2 separate regions of the Homo sapiens genome follow, and region 2 is linked to region 1. The links are chromatin contacts, found by Hi-C or POLR2A ChIA-PET in ENCODE. All regions are on one chromosome and are shown on one strand. Each heading gives the region's core, a stretch centred on a gene start or an enhancer-like site at or near the end of the contact. The rest is flanking DNA. Distances are from core to core; before and after follow the strand shown. Region 1 overlaps SYT7 (synaptotagmin 7). Region 2 overlaps LOC101927495 (a long non-coding RNA gene).

The links. A loop is a pair of places that touch in the nucleus more often than their neighbours do. ChIA-PET counts read pairs that join two places held with the same protein, here RNA polymerase II (POLR2A). Pooled maps may share reads with other maps.
Region 2: a pooled map shows a loop between it and region 1 (7-fold over the local background). The contact joins two enhancer-like sites. A Hi-C loop is called at or near these places in 2 of 168 maps with a recorded cell type or tissue (astrocyte of the cerebellum and endothelial cell of hepatic sinusoid) and 1 of 50 pooled maps. POLR2A ChIA-PET finds 5 or more read pairs at or near these places in 6 of 52 experiments (BJ, H1, PC-3 and 2 more).

The regions. Positions count from the first base shown.
Region 1 is chr11:61,528,692-61,534,017 of GRCh38, forward strand. SYT7 (synaptotagmin 7) reads right to left here. Exons shown (of 13, transcript NM_001365809.2): 8 at 4,298-4,433. Among named protein-coding and RNA genes, the nearest start is that of LRRC10B, 23 kb to the left of the region's middle. RefSeq lists enhancers at 1,272-1,771, 5,251-5,326. Within about 2 kb of position 3,675, at least 3 of the 41 ENCODE cell types and tissues checked have a DNase peak (open chromatin) inside an H3K27ac peak, as active enhancers do.
Region 2 is chr11:61,597,195-61,602,520 of GRCh38, forward strand. LOC101927495 (a long non-coding RNA gene) reads left to right here. Exons shown (of 4, transcript NR_110189.1): 3 at 5,324-5,326. Among named protein-coding and RNA genes, the nearest start is that of SYT7, 19 kb to the left of the region's middle. RefSeq lists enhancers at 2,165-2,832, 3,501-4,168. Within about 2 kb of position 2,284, at least 6 of the 41 ENCODE cell types and tissues checked have a DNase peak (open chromatin) inside an H3K27ac peak, as active enhancers do.

The DNA.
Region 1 (5,326 bases), core at 2,425-4,924:
GGAGAATGGTGTGATTTACAAAATGAGAGAGGCAAGTTTTCAGGAGCAACGTCTGTTTGTGTAAGGCAGAATCACTAGGGACAAGAAAATTGCAGACTCCCCAGGCCCCGTCCCCAAGCAGTTTGACGATGGGGCTGGTGTGGGCCTGGGCATCAGTGCTGTGTAAAAGGCGCCTCAGATGACTGTACCGTCCATGGGGGCTGAGGACTGCTGGGAGGGAGGGCGCATGGCCTGACCCAGCAACAGACAGTCACACAGAGGCAGGGTGAGCATCTCATCCCGTTCTGACATTGAACCACAGGAAGCAGCTGGGAGGAGGGTCTCCCAGCCACGTGTCTGAACCTGTGAGCACACCAGTAGTACCTAGGAGGTTTTAGAACCCTACCCACCCCCCAGCCGCCTGAGCCCCAGACCACTGACCACAACAGACCCAGTTAGGGGGCTGTATGGCTCAGGTACCCTGGCTCGAAAATCTCCCGTGATGACTGGATGAGGGACAGAAGTAGGACCCTGGGTACCACAGTTAAGAAAAACTGCAGGCATCTCTTCTCTCCCCAACTTCCCCTGTAGAAACCTGCTTTGTGCCCTTTCCTTCATCCTGGAGAGGCAGCCCTAGGCTCTGAAAGACTAAATAATACAGATAATAATAATGCATCAAGTGGGCTCTTACCATGACCAGCGACTCTCGCATCGCCGTCTCCTTACTGAATCCTGACAATAGCCAGGCGAGGCAGGTGTCACCACCCTCTAGCTGAAGAGACTGGTTCAGAGAGGTGAAGTCACATGGCCAAGGCTGACGGCAGTAGGAACCCTCTCTGACTCAAAATCCTGCTCTTTCCACTAAAGCAGGCCCACACCCCAGGGCAACACTGAGGTTTCCCCTCAAGCCGGCAAAGACCCACAGACACCGTGCCAGGTGAAAAGCGTCGGAATCACCCTCATGATAGTTTTTTGTTTTTTTGAGCCAGGGTCTCGCTCTGTTGCCAAGGCTGGAGTGCAGTGGTGCAATCCTGGCTCACTGCCACCTCCACCTCCCAAGGTCAAGCGATTTTCATGCCTCAGCCTCCTGAGTAGCTGGGACCACAGGGGCGTGCCACTACGCCTGGCTGATTTTTGTACTTTTAGTAGAGGCAGGGTTTTGCCACGTTGGTCAGGCGAGTCTCTAATTCCTGGCCACAAGTGATATGCCCGCCTCAGCTTCCCAAAGTGCGGAGATTACAGGCATGAGCCACACACCCGGCCTCACACTCACAGCAGTAACTATCTTAGACTGGCTGGCCGCCCACCTCACCAGACCCTGCCCTGTGCCCTGTGCCTTGTCCTCACTGACCTCTTACAACATCCCAATGAGGCAAGCACTCCCGCTGGAACACGTGGAACACAGCTGGAACAGTTTCCCGGTGTTCCAACTGTGGCTGCGAGCACAGACAGGTTAGGTCACTTGCCTCAAGTCACCTGCGATTGAATGGCCAGTGGGAATGGAACCCAGTTTATCGGCCAGGAATCCTGAGTGCCCTTCCACCTGCGCCTTGCTCTTGCCCTCAGATCTACAGTCTGAGGCTTTACCCCGGTCCTGCCTAGTTGGGGGCACCGAGCTGCCTTACAGCAGAAGATGTTCCCTCCAGCCCCCACCCCTTGGCCGATCCAGACAAACCTGCAAGCGCCACCGCAGGCCCATTGAGAATGTGGCTTTCCTGCCCACAGCCTGCTTTTTCCCGACGCTCTTTTCCCTGCTCATGCCAGCCCCACACCCTTTGACCCTGTTTTTACATCTGCAGAGTGGGGACCATGAGACCTACTTTGCGGGGTCCTGGGAGAGCTAGAAGGGGTTCCTTCTAGAGTTCTGCCCCGCGACCTGACCCACTGGCAGAGGGATCGAGCACCTGGGGCATAGCATGGGTAGACAGTGCCAGCAAAGATCACTCGCCCTCCCCCTTGCTTCTGAAGTTGGGGTGGAGTTGCTGGTGACTGAAGCCCAGCTGGCCTCAGCCCCACCTGAGGTCCCTCTGGTCCCTTGGCTCCTGGCTGCCAAACAGTGTGGTCTTGGGAAGGCCTGGGCTGGCCAGGTAGGTTTCACCTGGGAAAGGGGTGGCAGCTCTATGCCCACTCCCAGCCTTCTTAAGCCACAACCCTGAGCCCTACTTACTCAGCTGGGACAGAGCCATCTCTGTGGCAGCCAGGTTGGCCACCCCATCACAGTCAGGGAAGGTGCTTCCTGAGCGCTTGCACCAGCAGAAGTCAGCCTCGAAAAGCAGCAAGCCACCCCTATACCAGGGCAGGAGGTGCCCAGAAGCAGGTGTGGCCTCGCCTCTTCTCAGACACCTCTGCCCCTCAGCTCCTTCTTTGGCCAGCTCTGGGTGCTTAACTCTTGTCTCTTGACCCCCAGATTCCACAGCCCAGGGTCCAGAGACCAGGACAGGCTGAGGTCACAGTGGGCTGATTCTGCCCTGCTTATCTTATCATGGCTGTTAACATCAACGACCTAGCATTGGCACAGAGCTGTGCAATTAGACTCTGCCCTCCCACCTCTGAGCATCCTCCCAGCACAGGAGAGGGAGATGAGGCCTGCCCTTCCTTCCGCTGGCTGCAGCTGTCGGCCCTTCCCTGGGGGCAGCAAGGGGCAGGCAAGCTGGCTGGGAAGGGGCTGTCCCTTCTGGGAACCTGGCTGCCAGGAAGCTGTAACCAATTAAGGGGCTGTGCAGGGAGGCAGGGTGGGCTGTGGCAATGGCCCATCCAGAAGAGAAGACAGCTGGGGCCAGTCTTCCTGGGGGGGGGAAGATGGAAGGAGGGCAGTGGAGGGCCAGACACACAGGGGCCTGGTGGGCAGGGAGAAGGGGAGAGGTGGGGAGGCCCAAGGTGACCAGATCTAGGATGTGGAAAATCTGATGCTCTAATGTGGATTCAAGAAAACCACAGGATAGACCGGGCGCAGTGGCTCATGCCTGTAATCACAGCACTTTGGGAGGCCGAGGCAGGTGGATCACTTGAGGCTAAGAGTTTGAGACTGGCCTGGCCAACATGGTGAAACCCCGTCTCTACTAAAAATAGAAAAATTAGCCGGGCGTGGTGGTGTACTACTGTAATCCCAGCTACTCGGGAGGCTGAGGGAGGAGAATCACTTGAGCTCGGGAGGCAGATGTTGCAGTGAGTTGAGATTGTGCCACTGCACTCCAGCCTGGGGGACAGAGTGATTCTGTCTCAAAAAAAAAAAAAAAAAAAAAAAAGCAGGCTCTTAGGCCCCACCGAAGGCCCATTGACCAGGAATCTGCATTTTACCAAGGTTCCCGGCTGATTCCTGTGCACGTAGCAATTTGAGAAACGCCAGGCTAGAAGGGGCAGTGGGGATGGATGGTTAGAGCTGGCTGGAACCCTACATGGCAGAAGGGTGGGGGCTCTGGTGCCAGGGCAGTAGGGGAGGGCTGGGAGCTCCCAAGCCTACTTCTTTCTCTCTACAGAAGGGAGGGGTTGAATCCAAGGAGATGAAGTGTCCCAGGTCAAGTCCAGTAGGAACAGAGCAGGTGCTGGGTTCCCAGCCTCATCGCCTCTTCAAGCCTTCCTGAGACTTCTGAGCTAATCCCCAGTTTTCTCCCTCCAGGGCCTCTTTGGAAAGTACAGGTGGGGCAAGTGGCTGTGACTCACTGCTGCCCCCCTGGGGGCACCATGGGAACCACAACCTCTGTCTGGGCCAAACAACCTAGAACTAGGATCCCACAGGGTTGGTGGCATCTGGTGGGGCGTGGGTGTGGACAGGAGCCCCCATCACAGCTGTCCCCTCAGAGGAGCCGGGACCAGTGGATTCCTGCTCTCCTGTTCTCAGGGGCCACCAGCCATGGGAATGGGGCAGGTCACTGGGCTAGGCATTCTACCCCAGACCTCCAATTAAGGGGACATCACTCTCAGGAGGGGACATCTTCTGCCCTGAGTCCTCTGCCCACCAGCCTTTCCCTCTAGGATCCTGAAAGTATCTTGCATGAGTGGGTTTTCTTTGGCCCCTTCTCAATCCACAAAGGGATCCAAGCAGGATGGGTATTCTTATTTTCACTTGTCAAAGGAAGAAACTGAGACATGGAGAAGATATTTTGGTGAAAGAGCTGGGAAGCAAACCCAGGCCTTGGACGCTCAGTCACCAAGCGCCGAGTGGCCACCATGCTGGGCCTGGCTCTCCAGGCTGCTTCTGACCCAGTTCCCTGCCTGGCCACTCCCATGCTGTTAATCATTCCCACACACATCCCTCTTCTTCCTGCCCCTGGCCTCCCAGCCCAGTTCCTTGGAGCAGCGCAGGCTCCCTCATTCTCACCATGAGCATCTCGCTGGTGAGGGAGTTGACGAGGTCTGAGACGGAGGAACGTGGCTCGGTCCGGCGGTCGGACTCATCGTGGGGTGTCTGGCCTGGCACGGGGGCTGTGTTCACCGCCTTCCCTCCTGCAGGCAACCTGAGGGCAGGGGAGTCCAAATGAGATTGGGCTGGGAAGTGAGCTGCGTTGGGCACCCCGGCCTGGGGGGTGGCAGGACCTTCTCTGAAGACCCCAGCAGCTGCCATGCCCGGCGGGCCGGCAGGAGCGGTACTCCAGTCCACGTGGACACCTGGTTTTCCCTGGAGACCCATGCCCGGGGCCCATTCTCCTTGCAGCCTCTACCCCAGGCGACTGTGGCTTAACTACTCCTATAGGGGATATTTTGGGGGGTGTCCCCATTCTTCCTGTTCCCCAGAAACCCCCCACCCTCCAGTCATTGGCTTGCATAGTCGGTCTCTGAGGTGGCCACTGCCCCCAGTCCTCAGAGGCTTGTTCTATCCCATCCGCCCCCAGCCTGGAAGGGGGAGGCTCCACCGTGGTGTGGTGTGTCCAGGTGCCTCTCCGCGTCATTACCCTCTGCAAACACGCCCAGAATGTCTGTTTCCCAGATGCCCCACCTGTGTTTGCTTGGGCTCATCAAGAGTTCTCTTCCCACCCTCCAGACGTGAGACTGACCAGGTGAGGTCAGGACAACTCTCCACAGTGACAGAGTGTTCTGTATTTGTGCTGTCCAGTGGAGCAGCCACATGCCACACGTGTGCACTTGAGCATTTGCAATGTGGCCAGTGTGGCTGAGAGCTGAAATTTTAATTTTGTTGAATGTAAGCTCATTTAGTTTAATGGCCCCATATTGGATAGGGTGAGCCTACACCCCCTTGCTCCTCAGTTCCCATCCTTCTCCCACTTGCTGAAGACTGTGCATTTGGTAAGGCTCTCACCCAGGGTCACAGAAAGACGGGCACCACCGAGAAGCCCTGTCTGTACCTGACTCCATGCCGTTCCCAGGATGCTGGGTTCTTTGACCCAATGGC
Region 2 (5,326 bases), core at 1,034-3,533, 67 kb after region 1:
GCTCCCCGGAAGATCCAGGCAAGAATGTCTCTTCTCCCTGTGAGTGCATCCAAGTTGGTGGGACAGGAGCCCAGCGTGTAGGGGAGGAATAAAAGCTGTGGTCAGGCTTGGACCGCGACCTCCATGGCAGCCTGGCCTGGCTTTGTCACGGTCCTTTAAGTTATCCTGCATTCCGTTCCCACCACTGGGACTGGATACAGAAGGCCCTGTTCTAGTCCTGCCTCGGCCTCCTCTAACTTGCTGTGTGATTGGGGAAGTCTTGGCCCCTCTCTGGACCTCAGTTTGCACCTTTGCTGGATAAGACCATTCCTGATGTCCCCCTGGCTCTCTGATCTAATCCCATAAGCTTGTTGAGCCCTTCACTGGGGCCCAGCCCTTTCCGGGCATTGAATTTGGCCTAGAGTGTCTGATGGTCAGGTACTCCACTCCCACTCCTCACCTCCGCCTCCCTATAAACCAGGAAGGGAAGAATGACTTGCTTCAAGCTGGTCCTGGGGTTCCCCTCCCACCCTCTGCCCCCCATTTCCCCATGCCTAGTCTCTGAGTCCTCAGCCCCACCATGAAGGCTGTTTTCTTTCCCCGTTCCCCTCCAGCCAGTGAGGTGGAGGTGGGAGTAGGGGGAGAAAATATAGGGGAGCAGCCAGAGGATCACGACAGGTAGGGCTGGGGGTTGGCAAGGGCTCTGCAGAGACCACGCTCCCCTGGAAAGGCATTTCTCATCGTGGGCATGCCTGCCAGGTAGTGGGAGGACCATTTCTTTCTTTTCTTTTTTTGTCATCATCCAACGTGGCTGGGAGTGAGGGGGCTGAGGGAGAAAGTCTCCTGAGATGGGAGAGAAGCCAGGGGTCTGCGGCTGGCCTGGGCTCAGATTGGTGGGCAATAGCATTCAGTGTCTCCCCCACCCCACTTCCCCCTGCAGACCCAGGCCCAATCCGGGCTGCACCCCTAGCGAGGCAAGGGAAGGGCTGGGCCTTCTCTTCTCTCCTCCAGGTCTCTCGTAAGAATGACATAGGAGCATAAGTGCCCCACCCCATTTGACAGATGAGGCTGAGGCTCAGAGCAGAGAAGTGACGGGCAGGTTAGGTGCATGTGGTAAGTGACCAGCCATCTGGGAGTTATCGGGCCTCTTCCGGCAGGAATAGGGGTCTGGGAAGCCCACCCAGTGGGAGATAACTATCTGTCCTCCTTTCTTAGTGGGGTGGGGAAAAGGCAGTCAATAGAAGAAGAAAAGAGGCCAGCCTGACTCCTGCGAGTTCCCAGAATCTATGTGCTGTCTCCAGACTCCAGAACTCTGCCTGGGTGCTCCCACTTTCTGGAACTGCTTCCCCTATCTGGCTAACTCTTACTCGTTCTTCAAGTCTCAGTTTAGATGTTGCCTCTTCCAGGAAGCCTTCCCTTATTTCCCCAGGATTAGGTAGCACTGCTGTGTGCTCCCACTGCTCCCAGGGTTTCCCCCATTAGGGCATGAATCACCTGCTTTGTCGTATTTCTCCTCCTCAGACAGGGAGCTCTTTGAGGGTAAGGCTGTGCCTTGTCAGCCTCTAATATCTATCCCCAGACCCAGTGTGGAGCTGAATACAAAGCTGGCCCAAAGAGCTGTTTGTTGAATTGGTGAGTGACTGAATGGGCATCTATAAAGATCAACTATTTGTCAGTCCTGTGCAGGGGGGTCCAATGTAAAGGAGGCCCCCACCCCCCTGCAGTACCCACCTGTGCAATGGCCCAGGACGCCTTCTGGACAGAGCCTGGACAAGGCGAGGTGAGCTTAGAGAAGGGAAAGATAGCTTTGGAGTAGGGATACTGGGAAGCTCTGGGAAGAGGTCCAAGAGTCTTGGTATGACAAATTGTTTGGGGCAGGTTTAGGGCTGGGGGCTGGTTTAGTGACCTCAGAAGAGGCTGCTTTATCCAGAGCCCAGGACTGTGCCTAGGAATGGACCAGTGAGGGGGCCGGCTGAACAGGGAAGCTGAGTCACGTTCTGGAGAGCCATTTCCAGGTGAAACCAGAAAGGGCAAGCGTCATGCTCAAGGCAACACAAGTGGGCCACAGCTCCCAGCCAGGGCTCTGTGCCACCCATGCCCCGCTTCTGCCCCCTGGCAGCGCCCTGGCTCTGAGTGAACAAGCTGCCCCAGTCCCTGGGGATGCACGCAAACCAGGAGGAGGTGACAATAAGGGCTTATCAAATGGCTTGTAGGAGGCAGCCACAAATTTCAGCGGCTGTGTAATGTGGGTCTAATGTTCACTTAGCAGAGCGACAGCCTGAAAAGTCGGTGCCCGCGCTCTGTCCCTGCTGCGGCCGAGGCTGTTGAAGCCACAGAAAGCGAGTCACTCAGCAGACATCAAGCTCTGCGCTGGGGCTGGTGTAGGTGGGGTGTGGGGCTGTAAGAAGTCTGAGTTTCCAGACGCCAGACCATACTGGCGGCCCCAGCTGGCTGCTCCTGGGGGAGGAAAGGAAGCTACATTTTTGGTCTTGGAAAGGCCAAAAGCCCGGAGTCAGAGCTGCCCATCTACAGACGGGGAGGGGAGGAGGCGTAGCCCTGGGGAACCCACCGCTGAGTGACTTGTTTTCGCTTTCCTCACGAGCCTCTGCTGTTTCTCTGAGTGCCCTGGGATCCCTCCTCTGAGGGGCAGGAGGGGAGGGGTCCTGCCCTGAGCCAGCCCCCAACTACCTACCCTGGAAATGAGTCCCCACCTGGGCCACATGGGGAGGGACTGAGCTCAGGGCTTTACTGAAGGTCAAAGCCTCTCCTTTCTGAAGTCCAAAGAGGCATCCTCACCTCTGAGCCCACCCACAGGGCCTGGGGGTCTGCCTCTGCCCCGTCTTCCTGTGCGACTCCAGGCAACTCCTCAGCCCTTTCTGGGCCTCAGTTTCCCCATCTGTTAAGTGGCTGGAAAGGTCTCCAAGCTCGTCCTTCTTCAGAATCTTGTGAATGATGCATAAGGCAGCTGCCCACACCCTCCCTGGCCCTGCTCTGCTTTTCTGTCCTGCGCGGCATGGGGTCTTTGTTTTGTTCATGGCAGTACCTGCAGCCCTGGAGCAGTCCCTGTTGCATAGTAGGTGCTCAGTAAATACTGGTGGTTTTTAAACTCCCAGAAGCCACCCAACCTCCTCGCTGCAGGTCCCTTCCTCTTGGAAGGGTTTCTGATTCATCCCCTTCTCATTCTCCAGGTTCTGTTTTGTCCCCTCCTAGGCTGGGCTGCATTACAGACTCCTGTGCACGTGTTGGTATGCAAATCTGGAAGCCTCCCCCCTGTTTCTATTCCACCTTCTCCTTTCCATCGTGGGTGCGTGGGAGCCATGTCTTCTTTTAGATCCCCCTGGCGCGGCTAGGATGAGTGCCAGGGCCTTGGTGGTACAGCCAGTGCTCCATAGAGCTGTTTACAGCCTGCCAGTGATTCACCCACAACAACTGAGAGAAGGCTCTGCCCAGGCGGGGCCGAGGCCCAGGGGAAGCAAGGGAGACCATGTCTTCAAAGCCCACTGGGATCTGGAAATAGGGGCCTGAAAGACCTCTCAGAATAGCTTTGGCCTAGGAGAACAGGGATTGGGATGTGGGGGTCCAAGCTGGGCCAGGATTGAGAGAATTTGTTCTGGCTCAAGCCTACTGATTCATTCATGTCCAAGCCTTTTTCAGCATCTCTCCCTGGGCACCTTGGGCTGACAGCTGGGGGCTCTGCAATGAACCAACCTGAGTCTGGGGCTTCAGAAGCTTGTAGGGTGATGGAAAGGGGGCTGGGCATCATGAGCCACAATAGAGACAGCCACGGGTGACGTGCAGGTGCAGCCAAGGTTGTCATTCATTCAGTGGGCTGAGGCTTCATCGAGGAAGGGCTGTCCTAGCAGAAGAAACAGCACATGCCAGGACACAGAGGCCACGCCCAGCAGTGAGTGGTTGGATGCGAGGCCTGCCTTCCTGTTCTACATGGCTCTGGCCACCCCTCTGGTTTTTTTTATCTGTAAAAGTGGAGGTGGTAGCCAGGCATGGTGGCTTATGCCAGTAATCCCAGCACTTTGGGAGGCCGAGGCGGGTGGATCACCTGAGGTCGGGAGGCCGAGGCGGGCAGATCACCTGAGGTCAGGAGTTCGAGACCAGCCTGGCCAACATGGCAAAACCCCGTCTCTACTAAAAATACAAAAATTAGCCGGGAGTGGTGGCACATGCCCCTGTAATCCCAGTTACTCGGGAGGCTGAGGCAGCAGAATCGCTTGAACCCAGGAGGTGGAGGTTGCAGTGAGTCAAGATCACTCCACTGGACTCTAACCTGGGCAACAGAGCGAGACTCTGTCTCAAAAAAAAAAAAAATGATGGAGGTGGTGTTGCTTGAGTAGGGGGTTAGAGGTTGTCCTAAAAGTTTCCCATGGGCCTCTCCAGCTCTGACACGGGGATTCTGTGGGAGTGAGAGGAGGCGAGCTGCTGACAGGGCAGGGATCTGGGTGACAGTGAAGTCCTGGTGGCTGGGCAGGGAGGACAAACAGAGCTGTCTGTTTAGGCAAGGAGGGGAGCTGGGAGGAGGACACTGCCAGCCAGTTGGACTGTCTCTCCAGGCCTAGTGTTTGCCGATGGAATAAGGGAGTCAGGTGTGTCAACAGTGGGGAATGAGGTGGCTCTGCACTACACACACACGGGCTGTCCCTGGACTAGGCCATCAAGAGGGCCATGTAGGACACTGGCTGGTGGGAGCCCATGGAGCCCAGTGCACTTGCCCATTGGGTGCTCAGATGGCTCAGCCCAGGCCGCATCTCTCTCCAGGCCTCTTCCCCTGTCTCTCTGGCTCAGCTTGAGGAAAGGGGCAGGGGCGTGACCCATCCCACTCTGGGAGGGGAGAGAGCCTCCCACCTGCTCCTGACCTCTCCGGGCTTGCTCCCCTGGGGACATCCCACCACATGAGTTCTAGTCTTGACTCTGCCACCAACTTGATGAGTGACCCTGGGAGTCCCTTCCCTCTTTCAACTTCAATTTCATTACCTGAAAATGAGAGGCTGGGAGAGAGGTTTATGAGCAATTTGCCAATGGGACCCCATCTTTGCTTCTACCAGAGCAGTTCCGATTTAAGCAGTTTGCCTGATGAGCCCTTTGAGCCCTGAGCAATTGCTGAGTGTCTACTGCATGCCAGGTGGGCACAGAGTCATGTGGGGCAGCCAGGTTTTCCAGTCTCAGTGTGTTCCTTCTTTAGAAGGGGAGTCTTCCATCTCCAACTGTACACTGGGGCTACGTGTGGTTCTGCAGTTCTGTGAGGAGACCCAGAGTCATACGCACTGTGGTTCATACCCCAGAGCTGCCATTTGCTAATGGTGTGACCTTCTGTAACCCCTTTGTGCCTCAGGTC